2 separate regions of the Homo sapiens genome follow, and region 1 is linked to region 2. The links are chromatin loops, found by intact Hi-C in ENCODE. Cell type or tissue: Calu3. All regions are shown on one strand. Each heading gives the region's core, and the rest is flanking DNA. Links, peaks and the distances in the headings are about the cores only. Region 1 has its middle 130 kb from the start of RPL34-DT. Region 2 overlaps HADH (hydroxyacyl-CoA dehydrogenase).

Region 1 (8,737 bases), core at 255-8,254, 470 kb before region 2:
GGAAAAGCTTTCATCTTTTCCCCATTCAGTATGATATTACCTGTGGGTTTACCATATATGATAATAATATGATATCATATATTTATGGTGTTAAGGTACATTCCTTCTATACCTAATTTTTGAGAGCCTTTTTTAAACCATAAAGAGATGATTAATTTTCCCAAATGCTTCTTGTGCATCTATTGAATGTTCAGTGGCTTTTGTTCTTTGTTCTGCTAATGTGATGTATCATGTTTATTCATTTGCATATGTCGAACGATCCTTGCATTCTTGGAATGACTCCTAACTTGATCATGGTGAATGATCTTTTTAATGTGCTGTGGAATTTGGTTTGCTAGTATTTTGTGGAGGATTTTTGCATCTATGTCCCTCAAGGATATTGGCCTTTAGTTTTCTTTTTTTTATTATATCTTTGTCTGGTTTTAGTGTTAAGATAATGCTGGCCTTATAGAATAAATTTGGAAGAATTCTCTCCTCTTTAATTTTCTGGAATAGTTTGAGAAGAATTGGTATTATTTCTTCTTTAACTGTTGGGTATAATTCTACAGTGAAACCATCAGGTCCTGGGCTTTTCTTTGATGACAGACTTTTTATTACAGATTCAATCTTCTTACTTATTATTCATCTGTTCAGATTTTCTATCTCTTCATAACTCTATCTTGATAGGTTGCATGTGTCCAAGAATGTATTCATTTCTTCTAAGTTACTCAATTCGTTGGCATATAATTGTTTATAATAGTCTCTTATGATGCTTTATATTTTGTGATCAGTTTTAGTGTTTCCTTTTTCATCTCTGATTTTATTTACTTGAATTTTCTTTCCTTTTTTCTTAGTCTAGCTAAAGATTTGTCAATTCTGTTTATCTTCTCAAAAAACAGACTCTTCATTTTGTTGATCTTTTCTATTGATTTTCTAGGCTCTATTTCATTTATTTTTGCTCTGGTCTTTATTATTTATTTTATTCTACTAATTTTGAGTTTAGTGTGTTCTTATTTTTCTATTTCTTTAAGGTGGAATGTAAGGTTGTCTGGTATTTTTTTTTAAAAGTAGGTGTTTATTGCTATAAGCTTCCCTCCTTGTACTGCTTTTGCTGTATCCCATAGGTTTTGGTATAATGTGTTTCCATTTTCATTTGTCTCAAGAAAATTTTTAATTTCCCTTTAAATTTTTTAATTGATCCTTTGTTATTCAGGAGCACATTGTTTAATTTTTATATATTTGTGAATTTTCCAAATTTTCTTCTGTTACTGATTGCTAGTTTTATACCATTGTGTCAGAATAAAAGACATTTGACACGATTTCAATCTTAAATTGTTAGGATTTGTTTTGTGACCTAACATATGATTTATTCTGGGGGAGTGGTCCATGTGTAATTGGGAATAATGTGTATTCCATAGCTGCTGGGTGGAATGTTCTGTGTCCTAATATGTCTGTTAGGTCTATTTGGTTAGAGTATGGTTTAAGTCTGATGTGTCCCTGTTGATTTTGTCTGGATGATACATCCATTGCTGAAAGTGGGGTATTGAAGTCTCCTACTATCATTGTATTGCAATCTATCTCTCCCTGCAGATTGATTAATATTTGCCTTATATATTTAGGTGCTCAGATTTGGGGTACATATATAATTCTTATATCCTCTTGCTTAATTAACCTCTTTATAATTATATAATTACCTTCTTTGTTTCTTTCCACAGTTTTGGACATAAAGTCATTTTACCTGATATAAGTATAGCCACTCCTGGTCTCGCTTTGGTATTCATTTGCATGGAATATGTTTTTCCATTTCTTCATTTTCAGTGTATATGGGTCCTTTTAGGTGAAGCGAATCTATTGTAGACAGCATATAGTTAGGTGTTGTTTTTAAATCCATTCAGTCACTCTGTTTTTTGATTGAATAATTTAATTCATTTACATTCAATGTAATTATTGGTAGGTAGGGATTTACTATTGGCATTTTGTTAACTGTTTTTCAATTGTTTGATAGATCTTTTTTTTCTTCCCCTCTTACTATCTTTGTTTGTGATTAAGTGATTTTCTTTAGTAGTATATTTTTTATTTCTTACTTTTTTGTGTGTATCTATTATAGGTTTTTGTTTTATGGTTACCATGAGGCTTACAAAAAAATTCTTACAGTTATAACAGGTTATTTTAAGCTGATAACAACAACTTTGTTTATTCAAGCTGATAATGACAACTTTGTTTATTATTATTATTAAAACTTCACTCTCCCCCATACATTTTGGATGTCATGTTACAATTTACATCTTTCAATATTGTACATTCCTTAACAAATTATTTTAGTAATTAATATTTTTAATAGTTTTGTCTTTTAACCTTTATACTGAAGATATAATTGATTTACACATTCCTATTACAATACTAGAGTATTATAAATTAGACCATGCTTTTATTAGTGAGTTTTATGCTTCCACATATTTTAATGTTGCTCATTAGTGTTCTTTTCTCTCAGATTGAAGAACTTCCTTTAGCATTTCTTGTGAGACAGGTCTGGTGGCGATGAACTCCCTCAGCTTTTTTTTGGTGTGTGAAAATCTTTATCTGTCCTTCATTCCTAAAAGACAGCTTTGCTGGGTACAGCATTCTTGCTTGGCAGTTATTTTCCTTTAACACTTTGACTATATCATCCCATTCCTTTTGGCCCATTGGATTTTTGCTGAGAAATCTGCTACTGGGTGTATTAGAACTCCCTCATATATTGGTTGCTTCTCTTCTCTTGCTGTCTTCAGGATTATGTCTTTGATATTTGATAATTTTATTATAGTATGTTTTGGGGCAGTGTTATTTGGATGGAAATTGTTTGGTGGCCCTCGAACTTCCTACATCTAGATATTTCTTTCTTTCTTCAGGTTTAGAAAGTTTTCTGCTCTTTCTTTAAATAAGATTTCTACCCCTTTGTCTTTCTCCACTTCCTCTTGAGCTCCAATGACTCTAATATTTGCTTTTTTTTATGTTGTCCTATTAATCCTATAAGCTTTCTTTATTCCATTTCATTCTTTTCTCTTTTTTCTCCCTGACTGTATAGTTTCAAATAGCTTTCAGTTCACAAATTCTTTTTTCTACTTGATCAGTTCTGTTGTTGATGCTTTCTATTGCATTTTTCATTTGTTTATTACATTTTTCATCTTCAAGATTGATTTTTTTAATTATTATTTTAAACTCTCTGTTATATTTCTTATTCTTGCCTTTTATTCTTTTCCTCATTTCATTGAAATATTTCTATTTATTATCTTGAAGTTTGCTGTGCTCCCTTAAAAAGCTACTTTGAATTCTTTTTTAGGTAGTTCATACATCTCTGTCTCTTTAGGGTTGGTCATTGGTACTTTATTTTGTCCGTTTAGTGACATCAGGTTTCTCTGATTGTTCCTGATTCTTGGGGCTGTGTGTCAATGTCTGTGCATTAAAGAAGTGGGTGTATATTCCAGTCTTTTTAGTCTGGCTTTGTCTAGGAATGCCCTTAAACAATAAGTTTGTCCAGAGATACTAGGCAGGTAGTGCCTGGTCCCTATGCCTGTGACCACTGCAGCTGTTTCAGCACTAGGGGGCACACTAAGCCCAGGACCTTCATGGTTGGCACAGTACTGGGCTGGAATTCCGTGGCCACTGAGGCTGGTGCAGCAGTCGGTGTGCTTGAAGACCCTGCCACTGAGGCCGGCTCACTGCTCTGCTTTGTCTGAAACTCATGGCTGCTATAGCTGACTGGCAGTGATTCAGGCCAGAAATTGAGTCAGTTTTGCAGAGGTCATGGGTTCCCTGTTAACACAGGGAAGCTCAGTCCATGGGTACTAGCCTGGATTCACTGGATTCAGGGGCCATGGGAGTCTGCCTGTGCTGGATTTTACTGTGGTAGGCCCAGTGTTGGAGACCAAGGCAAAGTTCTACACTCAGTTCCCTCACTTTCCCCTAAGTGAATAGTACCTCTCTCCTCAGTGTGCTGCTCAGGATTGAGGGAAGGGTGAGATGGGTAATGTAAAACTATCCACCCTACTCTCTTTAATGTTTAATGTGTCTTTTAACATTATCCCATAATTAAGTACTATTATCTTTCACCTGGTTTTCTTAGCTCTTGCTAAGGTATGTTTGTGCACACATAGCTGTTCAAATTGGTGTTTCTGTTGGGGATGATTGATGGAGAGTCCTATTCTGTGATATTGCTCTGCTCTCTTCCAGTGGTAAGTATTGAATTGTGTGGTATGACTTATTATGGCTGCTTAAAGGCAAGGAAAACAATAAAATAAATTCAGAAGGCGAGTACTGATGTTATGTTCCAAGGTGATAGGCTTTATCTGGCAATGGCACATAAATACATTGCAGTAAATAACTTAGCAAGATCAGGTATCAATTTAGCAAGATCAATGTTGATTTAATTTATTCTCTTGTGACAAAAGAACTTACCATGAAATTTATTCTGCATATGTGAGCTTGAGTGTGTATACACACACACAGACATCCATGCATATGAAACATGTGGATAAAGAAAATGTGAGCAGGGAAACTATGCAGCATCAGGAACTAACTACCAACAGAAATTTTATGCCATTTCAATTAGCTCAAGGGAATTTTAGTGGAATGTAGGTATATGGAACAGGATGGACAGGAGCAGACAGAGAATAGGCATGACTGCAAAATCATGTCATCTGCTATCATTATCTGCCTAACACACATGTACATTTCTTGTAGTAGTACATATTGAAGCTGAATCTATATTTCACAGTCTCCACCTAGGAGACTTCTCAGTTGAGGGGGGCTGAGGGGATGATATTTCACAACATACAAAAATCTTGGGTTCATGTCGGCAGAAGGAATTGACCTAAAAGATATTTGTTATGTTTTTACCTAGAACCAGTACTTTAGAATAGGGTATTTACTTGTAGGCTGACACATATTTGCACAACTAAATAAACATCTGCATTTTGGTTGACTGACTGACTTGGTAGAAACAACAAACCACAAAATCAATTTGAATATAAGAGTGGGAGAAATGTGAAAGAAGAAAAAGTTAGAAGAATTTTATATCTTATGAAGATGTTAGCATTACAAAATTTTTACCAAGATACACTTCATATTCTAAAGGCAGTGATGCAGGAAGTATGTAGATAGACAGAAGTCAAGGTTGAATTAGTCAAGTTAGGCTAAAACAAGTTAGGCGAAAGTCAAGGTTGAATTAGCCAAGTTAGGCTGCAATAACAAATTAATTCCCAAATCTCAGGGCTTGATGCAGTGAAAGTTTTTTTCTAACTCACACAAAGTCCAATGTCTATTGTCAGAGACTCTCCTCTTCCCAAAGACTCAGGAATCCAGGTTCTTGCCACTTCAGGATTCTGCTGTCTTCACAAGTGGCTTCCAAGTTGTTAGATGAGAGAAAGATGAGAAGGCTATGATGGTTACTTTTTTTTTTTTTTAGATGAAGTTTTGCTCTTATTGCTCAAGCTGGAGTTCAGTCGTGTGATCTCGGCTCACTGCAACCTCTGCCTCCTGGGTTCAAGTGATTCTCTTGCCTCAGCCTCCCGAGTAGCTGGAACTACAGGCGTGTGCCACCACACTCGGCTAATTTTTTGTCATTTTAGTAGAAACAGGTTTCACCATATTGGTCAGGCTGGTCTCGAACTCCTGACCTCATGCAATCTGCCCACCTTGGCCTCCTAAAGTGCTGGGATTACAGGCATGAGTGACCACACCAAGTGGATGTTTAATTTTATGTGTCAACTTGGCTGGTCTAAGCGATGACTAGATAGCTGGTAAAACATTATTTCCAGGTGTATCTGTGAGAGTGTTTCCAGAAGAGATTAACATTTGAATTGGTGAACTGAGTAAAGCAGATGGCCCTCCCCAATGTATGTGTGGGCATTTTGTAATCTACTGAGGACCTGAATAAAACAAGAAGTCAGAGGAAAGGTGAATTTGCTCTTTCTCTATTTGAGCTGGGACAGTCATCTTCTCCTGCCCCAGGACATTCTGGCTCTTGGGCATTTAGAGCAGTACTTACACCAGCCCAGCACCACCCACCTCCACCCTCCCCAGGCCTTTGGACTCAGATTAAGACTTACGTCATTATCTCCATTATCTACCTATCTATCTATCTATCTATCTATCTATCATCTATCTATCTATCATCTATCTATCTATACCTTCTGTTGGTTCTATCTCTCTGGAGGACCCTGACTACTACAAAAGCACTCTGGCTTTTAAGTACCTTAGTCTGAATGTGACAAATGTTATTTCTGTTCACAATCATATTGCCCCAACTCAACTCTGGGGGAGTCTGGGAATTGGAGAGAAGCATATGCACGTTCAACAAACATTAACTGACTTAGCAACTGACAGTGAAGTAAATGACAGATAATGGGTGAAGAAAAGAAACCACAAATAAGTGAATGAGAAATGTAATGGCAGGAGAGCAATAATGACCCCCAAAATCCAGCCTCTCTCTCATGGCATTAATGGATAATCTAGGGCTGATTTTAATCTTCATTTATAAACAGTGCTTTTCTTCTTTCATATTTCTTAATTACAAAGTAATGCATGAGGACATTTAGGGGAAAAAAGAATAAAAAGGAAAATAAAAAATTATATGTATAATTCCACTCCCTGATATAATTATAACATGTTTTTCTCACTTTTTAAATTTTATGTGTCAGAACGAGATATTTTGATGCCCCTTACTGATGAAGTCTGTGGTAAAAACTCTTTTAACTATTACTTCCTCAGAAATCCTCAAGGAATCCACACTAGTAGGAGGCTGGGATATGTGGAGGTCTAAGTCTATAAAGACCGTGTGATACACAACATTACTGGAGTGTGCTAGGGCAGGATGGGGCCATTGAATGCAGTTAATAACTTATACCACAGAAATAGAGGGCCATCTGCTAAGGCACAGGATAAAGGTGGAAACTATAGGCATTTCAGAGAAACACAGGATAAGAAAAAAAAAGTGAGCTGGGATGACCTAGGATGTCTAAGACTGAGATAGAGCTCAGCAGAAATAACTAGACTATTCTAAATTTGAACAATGAGAGACCTGTGAGTGTATTTCAGAAGGCCATGAAATGTTGCCATGAGGTCTCCCAGAGAGAGGGTTTGCTCTGCAGCTAAATGGACTGACATGTCAACCAGACAGAATCTTCTTTTTCCAGGAAGCAAAACATAGCCTTGGATGAAAGACTAAAAATTTTAGCAAGAATAAAGACAGGATAGTGAGTAAAAAGGGCTGGGCTTTGCGAAGGGGAAGGGACAAAAATTGGGAGAGAGAAACAGGGAGAGTGAGGAAGGGACTGTCTAATGTTCCCTGAGTGGAACCAAATGCTTTAAACCTGTGCCAAGCTAATTGAATAACGTGAAGCTTTGTGCTTATAACTCACGTGATCTTTACATCACCTGTGCTTTGAGATGCTCTCGCATTGTCGTATACACAGTTCGTACACATGAACTGAGTGTGTCTTCTGGTTCAGTGGCTGCAGTGTGGAAAGGACGTGGCTGGAGGAAAGAATGAGGGAGAGACCAGAACTGCCGGGAGCACCCTGTTTAAAGGAATCAATCCTGATACTCCCCAGGTGAGGTTAAAAAAAAAATAGAGAAACATGGAAAGAAGGCAGTGCTTTCTACTTGGAGACTGTTTCTGCAGTCTTCCTCTCACCATCCCCTTCTTGTTGAGGCTCATCCCGTTCTGAGGAAATGGTCTGACCCTGCTTTGGAAAGATAGACTTGGATCCTCTAAGCCTGCTGGGGTGAGTCATGGGCAGGACCTACATTATTCCAAAGCAGCAGAGAGAAAGGCTGTGCTAGTCTCTGCTACCACTGTGAAACTTTGGACAGTCTCCACACCCTTGGTACATCTCTACAGCTCTCAAAAGAAAACAGCCAATTGTCCTCAGGAATGACAATTTTTATCAAAAACCTGGGCAAGATGAAAAATTAAATAAATATATTGTCAGTTCAGACTTAAGGCAGGTTGAAGATCCCACAAAAAGGAGGAATGGAAGTGAGTGGGGGAACTATTGCCCATGGGAACCAACAAGTAACTAAAGGGGAAAAGCTGAGGCATGATCAGAAACTCCAGTATTTAGAAATTAAATACAGTCATGTGTTGCATAACAACATTTTGGTCAACAACAGATTGCATATATGATGGTGGTCCTATAAAGGTTATAATGGAGCTGAAAAATTCCTATCACGTAGTGACGTCGTAGCTGTCATAACATCACAGCACAATTGATATGGTTTGGATTTGTGTCCCCACCCAAATCTCAAGTCGAATTTTAATCTCCAGTGTTGGAGGAGGGGCCTGGTGGGAGGTGATTGGATCATGGGAGCGGATTTCCCCTTGCTGTTCTCGTGATAGTGAGTGAGTTCTCACAAGATCTTGTTGTTTAAAAGTGTGTAGCGCTTCCCCATTCTCTCTCCTGCTCAGGCCATGTGAAGACATGCCTGCTTCCCTTCCACCTTCTGCCATGATTGAAAGTTTCCTGAGGCAGGCCGGGTGCAGTGGCTCATGCCTGTAATCCCAGCACTTTGGGAGGTTGAGGAAGGAGGATCACGAAGTCAGGAGATCGAGACCATCCTGGCTAACACGGTGAAACCCCGTCTCTGCTAAAAAAAAAATACAAAAAATCAGCCAGGTGTGGTGGCAGGCGCCCGTAGTCCCAGCTACTGGGGAGGCTGAGGCAGGAGAATGGCGTGAACCTGGGAGGCGGAGCTTGCAGTGAGCCGAGATTGTGCCACT
Region 2 (8,737 bases), core at 107-8,106:
CAAAATGACTATTTTAAAACAGAGGCCAAATGTGGTGGCTCATGCCTGTAATCCCAGCACTTTGGGAGGCTGAAGCGGGCAGATCATGAAGTCAAGAGATCGAGACCATCCTGGCTAACATGGTGAAACCCTATCTCTACTAAAAATACAAAAATTAGTTGGGCATGGTGGCATGTGCCTGTAGTCCCAGCTACTTGGGAGGCCCAGGCAGAAGAATTGCTTGAACCTGGGAGGTGGAGGTTGCAGTGAGCCGAGATCATGCCACTGCACTCCAGCCTGGGTGACAGAGCAAGACACCGTCTCAAAAAAAAAAAAAAAAAGACAACAGTGTACTGTAGAATGTACAAAATCACGGCTTAAAATACAAGTGTATGTGTGTACGTGTGTGTATAGGACAGTTTTACAGGCTTTGTTGTTGAGACAAGCCTGGGTTCAGTTGCACCACTTACTGGCTGTGTGACCCTGAGTATGTTTCTTGAAACTGAAATGACACTGAAATCACTCTGTTCACCTCAGGAAGTTGAGGTGAGAATGAAATTACATTGGGAGTAAAGCACAAAGCCTAAGCACAAATGCTCAATAAATGCTGACTTCCATTATTTAATTATTAGAAGTCTGGAAGTATATGATGGTTGCCCTTAAAGTCTTCTACGTGGGACCTGATCTTCTATTATAGAGGAGGAGGAGCCCCAGGAAAGTGAGTAATTTGCCCAAGTGACAGTTCTCCTGGATTCCTGAGTATTTCTCCCATGACTCCACCCTCTGCCACACAGATGCTCTAGAGGCCAGCGGCCCCTTGGCTTCAGAACAGACTCATCCTTCTGGGGAAGGCTTTCATTTACAGCAAGCGGGGCCTGCCACCTGCTCCAGCAGCCCTCCTGACCTCTGTGAGGTACAGGCAAGGGCACAAGGGCTGCCCTACTGGCATCTGTAGGGGATGGCACCAAGCACGATGCCCGGCACAGTCAGCCCTCAGTAAGCAGTTAGAGAACTCATGTGTAATGGTAAATGGAAAGAACCAGATGAAGTATATATATATATATTTTTAAACAGGAGAGATGCGTGTTTATTCACTCATTCATTCAACTATACACACACACACACACACACACATACACACACACATACACACACACACACACACACATATATATATGTAAAATGTAAAGGCCAGTAAAGAACTTCAATCGGAGTCAAAGGGTTTACTTTAGACCCTTCATGGGATCTTAGGCAACTGCCTCACCTCTCTTCTCTGGAATGGGGATCATGGGCATGTCTTCCCTGTGCAAGAGGGCCGTCTGACTCGGTGAACTAATGAGCTAGTGTCTGTGCAGGGATGAAAGGTGCTATATAAACAAAGAAGAGTTCTCACTCCTGTTTTCGTGTGATCACAGCCTGGGCCATGGTGTCATGTCGTGACATCAAGAGAAGTGAATGGATGGAAACAGGAAAAGACACAGTGAAGATGGAGAAGAGGAGCAGGACGAGAAAGACCAGAAGCCACCCTGCGGGTACCACAAATCAAACAGAATCCCAGAGCTGTTTGAAAGGAGGTCTAAAAAGTCTCCATCAAAACCACAGACTGAGCTGGGGGACAAACACTGCTGACTATGGAGTTTTCAAATTAAGTTTTTGGTTTAAGGGAGTTAATAATAGTGAAGGTTTGTTTCTTTTTAAACAGGAGAGATGGATGTTTATTCACTCATTCATTCATTCAACGAACAGTAATTTGTACAGATACGCTGCTCCTAGTTCCAACAGAGTCTGAAAAAAAATACATATATATATACATTTAAATGAGCCCAGTCCTAAGTAAAGGAGCCACTTAGCTTATTATACAAGTTATTTTGGTGTACACCACCAGCAACACAAGGAAGAGCTAAAGTTAAACAATAAAAACTGAATAGAGAAGAACACTTTTACAAAATACTTTCTAAAAAATAGTAGCATTTGCTAAACATCAGCTGTTAACAACCAACACACTACATTTCCAAAGACAAAAGCATACATTACCAGATAAATGCAGTTGAAAACATTATTAAAGTAAATCTACAGAATGTGCCTATCTCCAAAACACTTATATATACAATATAATAACTAAAGAAATCAACTAGTCCCTAAGTACTGAAATGTTGGAAATGCATGCCACTTCTTTGCTCTTAATCTGCATGAGATAAGAGCTGTTAAATGCTGTTTCTTCTGTTCCCCAAATCCCTCCCCTTCATTCTTCAATTTCTTCAAAAAATCAGCCTTAGGGGATAGGAGAAAATAGGAGGAAGCTGAGAAGCAATGTTAGTAAGACAGAAAAAGTCCCATTGCAAGATGGTCAAAGTTGTCACTTGAGAGAAAATGCTAAAAAAAATGGTCATTATTATGACTTATTAAAAATGCTTATGCTGAGTAGTGGTGAGGGAATGAGGAGGATAAAGGAAGGAAAAGGTAGTTGGAAAAGGCAATAATGAAGAAAACAGACGATACACACTCCCAGAGAGGCCACAGCCAGTGTGTGTAGGTTTGCCTGGCCCCACATCACCCACATGGCAGCATCAGCGTCCCCCACACTTCGCAGGGCAATAACTCCTCAACCTCAGAACAAATGCTACTTTAATAGCGGCTGCTCCTCAGACCCTGTAATTAGGACCCTGTAAAAGGCAAGTTGTCCCATTTCAGGTGCAAATTGCCTACTGTGACTCCAACTCCAACATATTGGAGTCTCCAAGCATTCCAAACAGGATGCTGGGGAAGCCCTCCCTGCCTCCCCGCTCCACCTTCCAGGTTTATGGTCAGGAGGCTCAAGGCTATCAGAAGCTGGTTTTATTTTTTTACTTTTAGGGTTTTTTTATTCGATATAGGATCTTGCTCTGTCATCCAGGCTGGAGTGCAGTGGTGCAATCACAGCTCACTGCAGCCTCAACCTCCCAGGCTCAATCAATCCTCCCACTTCAGCCTTCCAAGTACTGGAGACTACATGCGTGCACCAAAACCCCTGGCTGATTTTTTATTTTTTGTAGAAATGGGGTCTTGCCATGTTGCCTAGGCTGTTCTTGAACCCCTGGGTCTCAAGCAATCCACTAACTTCCACCTCCAAAAGTTCTAGGATTACAGGCATGAGCCGCCGCACCCAATGGGAGCTGGTTTTAATAGCTCTGATCACAATGCACAGGAGATGTACCTCATCTGGGGACAACGCTAAGGCACCATTACATGGGGTCAGAATTAACCCCAGGAACTGTGGACAAGCTAGTATAGTGTATCTAATGAGAACTGCATTTACAGCATGGGCAAGCTGACCTCGACGAGATAATATGAACACATGTAGCTGCCCTCTGTGTGGTCCCATCCAGCCCACGGTTTCTAGTGCTGCCTTCCCATTCTGATGCCTCTCAGCACTGCCCATCAGCTCTGGCACAAATAAGTAAATGACATTCCACAAAGTTAACAGCCTTTCTGGATATCACTAAGCAAGACACAGGGCTGTGAAGAAACAAAGCATAGAAGCCCTCCTAGATATGAGGCTCAGGGACAACCTTCTACCCTCAGGTTAAAACCCATCCTAGGCAACTGGTGGCAGGGCTGGTGTAACACAGAAAAGCAGGACTGAGAGAGCTGGCAGAGCGGGCAGACACACACAAGCTGACACCCACTGACCTCCACAAGTTTCATGACAGGCACTGGGTTGAAGAAATGGAGGCCAGCGAATCGGTCTTGTCTGGTGGTGGCATTAGCTATGCTTGTAATCTGCAAGGAGGAAGTGTTGCTGGCAAAGATTGTATGTCTGTGAAGAGAAAATATAGTGGGAGTATCAGAGTGAATCTCTTCTTTCAAAACAGCATGACTCTTGGATGCAATGCACAAGGTGACTGCTTACTGCCACATCTGTTGTCCTGACCCATTGGGGGAATGAGGGAGAAGACACATCTTCATATAAGAGGCTGAAATCAAGTGACTTCAGCTTTTTAAAAATTTTTAAATTTGAAATAAAATTGGAATTTCCTGTTCCGAAGAGGTATTTAACCTTCACCAATCCTTCCTTGATTTTCCAGAACAAAATTTCCCCTACCTACTTGTATTAGTTAACTTCCAAGGTATGTGAGATAACAAGAGGTGGCTAATTGATCAAGCTACTTAACCAACCCCAGTCACAAACGAAACTCAGTGATCAAAAAATAATGAAAGAAAGACACCTAAAAGCAACAAAATTCTAAATGAACACATAAATCCTCAATCAGAAACATATGATAATAAACGTGAATTAAGATATTTTCCCTGAAGTGAAAAGCTTTATTTTTCAATTGAATGGGAATTAAAATGAAAACAAGAACACCAACATGGTTCAAAAAAATTTTAAGGTTACATGGGTAGATATGGGGAAAAGAGGATATAGGCATATGCATATATAAGACATTAACTTATTCATTAAAAAAAATCCATACTGACTTAAACCAAATTTAGTTCTTTAAGGCCACAGTAAAGTGGCGTGCCAAAAGCATGAGAGGAAAAGCTTTAAACAGGTTGACTTCCAGGCTTTCCTGCAGCGCCACCTTGCGGATAAAAACATACAAACAGGCCTGGTGCTGATTCCAACCAAGATGGACTGTAACAGGGCAGGAAAGGAAAGGATCCCTTACTGACCAGGCTTGGGGGTTTCTGCTTACCTAACAGGCAATACTATAATCTGCTCAAATCAGGGGCGGGTGGGAGGAGAGGAGGAAGAGAAGGGAGAAGAAACCAGTTATTTGGAAAGGAGGGAAAAGAGGTAAAAGGCGAGACCAGTGTGGGTAGGCAGCGGAGAGCCTTCTCTTTCCAGGTATGAGCACATCCACCTTCTCCAACAGCTTCCAAGGTAGGCCATTTAAATGCCAGGGTTTCCTTTTTAAAAAAAAAATGACATTGTTTTAAGGTCTTAAAATTTCAGTTTTCAAAGTTTCTTGCTTTTGGTCATTGGGGAAAATAATATAAACTATTCCCCATTACAGAAGGTAATGAAAAAAAGATCCTCTTCCAATAACAATGTGTGTGGCCAACACAAGCACTGTTCAACCACACAACCTGCACCACAAGCACCTGGAACCACAAAAACAGAGCAGGGACAGCCTGGGCCCAAGGCTGTGCCAGCTGTGGCTCCACACTCCCGTTAAGAAAAGAAAGTGTTATTTTAAAGATTAGTATTACAATCGTAATACCCCTTTTTGTAGAATGTTTGAAGGGCCATTCACCTGCAAAAAGGGGAAACTTGGGCACATTTGGTAAAATAAAGTGACATCAGAGCCCAGTTCCAGGTATCACCAGTCCAGGGCACTCTGGCACATTTTATCAGAAGGAGGAAATGATCTCTCCCCAGCAGACCTCTGCTTCTGCCTCTCCCAACAGGGTCAGGCTGACTTTGTTCCTAAAAGTCTCACACTGTCTTCAGAGAATACTAAACACATAGGACAGTCTTTTCATCCACAAACAAAATGTACTCTGGGCTGGGCACGGTGGCTCACACTTGTAATACCAGCACTTTAGGAGGCCGAGGCAGGTGGATCACTTGAAGTCAGGAGTTCGAGACGAGCCTGGCCAACATGCCCCGTCTCTACTAAAAATACAAAAATTAGCTGGGCATGGTAGCGCATGCCTGTAATCCCAGCCACTAGGGAGGCTGAGGCAGGAGAATTGCTTGAACCTGGGGGGCAGAGGTTTCAGTGAGCTTAAGATCATGCCACTGCACTCCAGCCTGGGCGACAGAGCGAGACTCCGTCTCAAAAAAAAAAAAAAAGTACTCTTACATGTTCCTGGAAACACTTGTCTTGAACCATCTTTTGTTTTTTTCATTCGGACACTCAGGTACCAAAAAAACTACTTTTCTCTTAAATGTTCTAAAAGAAAATCGACAACACAAGCACAGTGATTATTAGCAATGGCCCCAGACCCTAGTATAAAGAAGACAAGAGGGTTGGTGGGGATGGCAAAGGATTCAAGAGTCTGTACTTTGTCTAAAGGGGAAAGTCAGGACTTCGATCTGGCTGCCTGTGCGTCTGGTCATACTTTTCATTTGTGTGTCTTAGGCTGCTGCTAGAGAAGTCATGTTCTCTCCAGGATGCAACTGTTTCATCAGGGCTTCCAACCCGAAATGTATCACTTGACTATATTTTCTTCTCCCATTATAGGATCGAACTGTAAAATTTGTCAGTAAAGTACCTCTCAATACGGCTGCTTAAAAATTGTAGCAAGCATTCAATAATGGTGGTGATCTAAAACAAAAACAAACAGTGCCAAGAAAGGTGGAGAAGGTCAGCAGCAAAGTCACATCTTTGGTATGACTATGGGTCATGCCTTCTTTTCACACCTCATATCTGTTTTGCATCAATTCAGGTTAAAGAGCCTAGTGTAGTGCCTGATACACAGCAGGCACTCAGGAAATGTGAGCTAAATGAAATGAGTTTCCTAAACAACTCTGTACAATAGGTACCAGTGCTGCTGCTCCTATTTTACAAATGGGGGAAGCTAGTCTTAGAGAGTTAGAGCCAGAAAGGTCTAGGAAATTATTTACCCCAATCACCTCAACTTGCATTACAGATGACGAAACTGAGGACCTTTCCAAGGCTGGAGGTGGTGAGGGGGTCAGCACCAGGCCCAGGCCTCCTGACTTTCTCCAGTGATCCTTCTTCTGTACCAGACATGGACAATGGAGGGCAGTCAGGCCTTTCACTGTCACCAAGAGCGACCAATCTTTTCAATAAAGATCAAACTGCTTGACAAAACTCCCTTTTTTGGGGTGGCTGTTTATTATCCCAGAGGGCTCCCTGCTGGCCTGGGAGCCAGTCCCGGTACCACAAGTATATTCTGTTTTTGTCAGATGTCTCTGTAGCCTCTAGATGCCAGTGTGAAATGCACGAGGACACTGATTGGCAGTGATGGACAGATGACAGAAAGGCAAGTCTCTTCTCTTTGTCAGGGGCAGGGCCTCTCTGGCCACAAGGCCACCCATCTCTGAAGGTTAACATTCCGACAAGCTGGTATGCAAGTGACTCTCTTTAGCCACTGCCCACCGGAAGTGCCCTGAGAATTGCTTTTGTCATATAATCTTATTCTGCCATTCAATTCCAACCAAGAAGCATGAAAATATAGTCAAACAAGTCACTAGAAGAGCACTGATCAGTGGGTCAGGTGTCACACACTCGAAGGCTCTGGATCCCAAGGTACATTCTGCCAGGAAGAATTCCACCAGGAAGCCAGCCAGCTAAGAAGTCAATGCTCCTTTAACACTCCCAAGAGTACTTCGATTGAACCCAGATGAAGCTCAAAACAGGAAAGTCCTCTCTGTCTATAGGCATTCCCTTCAATTACACCATTCTGTTTGCTCCATCCAAAAAAGGAGGAAACACAGAACTGCTCTGAGGGTCCTTGGCAGACAGTTAAGGACACGTAGGGTACTCCTATGCCCGAGAGTGGAGCACAGAAGTACCCTACATGTCCTTAACTGTCTGCTGTCAGATGTCTCTGCAGCCTCTAGATGCCAGTGTGAAATGAACCAAGGAACGTCAGAGCAGCTTCTGGCATAGGAGTATCCATGACCTACACACTTCAAGAAACATAGGCCTGTCCCTGGATGGACCCCTCCATGTTACCATGGGTAATTCTACACGCATCTGGGACAAGGATCAGATCACAGCAGCCCAAGCTTCAGAAGCAAACTGGGAGTGGGAGGATGGAGAACAACGGAAACCATATTGGCTTTTCTTGAAATAGCTGTGGGGTAGGAGAGAGGGAGGTGGATAAACTTGGTCAAAGGATCCCTTCCTGGGAGAAGGCAATAAACAAGGAGGAAAGTTCAAGGCCCAGGGAGGGACCCCTCAGAATCTGTCAAGAATGTCCAGGGGTCATGAACAGATATTTTTCAAAAAAAGACACACTAGTGGTCAATAAACATATGAGAAAATGCTCAGCATCACTAATCAACAGAGAAATGGAAATTAAAACCACAATGAGTTTAGCACCTGATACCAGTCAGAATGGCTTTTATTAAAAAGTCAAAACCAACAGATGTTGGTGAGAATCTGGAGAAAGGGAACCCCTGCATGCTGGTGGTGGCAATGTAAATTAGTACAACCTTTAAGGAAAACAGTATGGAGATTTCTCAAAAAACTAAAAACAGAACTACCATGCGATCCAGCAGCCCCACTATTGGGTATATATTCAAAGGAAAAAAACTCATTCTATCAAAAAGATACCTGCACTCATATGTTTATTGCAGCACTATTCACAATAGCAAAGACACGAAATCAACCTAAGTGTCCATCAATGGCTGATTAAAGAAAATGTGGCATATATACACCATGGAATACTACTCAGCTATAAAAAAGAATAAAATCATGTCTTTTGAAGCAACATGAACAGGAGTGAAGGCCATTATCTTAAGTGAAACAACTCAGTCAAATACCATATGTTCTCACATATAAGTGATAGCTAAATAACAGGTACCCATGGATGTACAGAGGGAAATAACAGACACTGGAGAGTTCAAAAGGTGGGAGGGTGGCGAGGGTTGAAAAATTACCTATTGGGTACAGTGTTCACTATGTGGGTGATGGGTATACTAAAAGCCCAGACTTCACCACTACACAATATAGGCATGGAACAAAACTGCACTTGTACTCACAAATCTATAAAAACAAAAAATAAAAATGAAAAACAAAAATAAGGTTAAAAAAAAAAAAAAAGAAGATTGTCCAGAGGTTACATACTCAGCAGCAAA

The links. A loop is a pair of places that touch in the nucleus more often than their neighbours do. Peaks named below come from ENCODE experiments on the same cell type or tissue, not always from the same donor. Only the 100,000 strongest peaks of a DNase experiment are listed, where the experiment ranks them.
Region 1: it touches region 2 in a loop (21-fold over the local background); 15 of 110 quality-filtered maps call a loop at or near these places.

The regions. Positions count from the first base shown.
Region 1 is chr4:108,488,075-108,496,811 of GRCh38, reverse strand. No RefSeq gene overlaps it. Among named protein-coding and RNA genes, the nearest start is that of RPL34-DT, 130 kb to the left of the region's middle. In Calu3, for the core only: a CTCF peak has its summit at 3,590 (motif pointing right); a DNase peak (open chromatin) is centred at 3,571.
Region 2 is chr4:108,014,578-108,023,314 of GRCh38, reverse strand. HADH (hydroxyacyl-CoA dehydrogenase) reads right to left here. Exons shown (of 8, transcript NM_005327.7): 3 at 8,727-8,737; 4 at 3,649-3,775. Among named protein-coding and RNA genes, the nearest start is that of HADH, 29 kb to the right of the region's middle. In Calu3, for the core only: a CTCF peak has its summit at 4,552 (motif pointing left); a DNase peak (open chromatin) is centred at 4,544.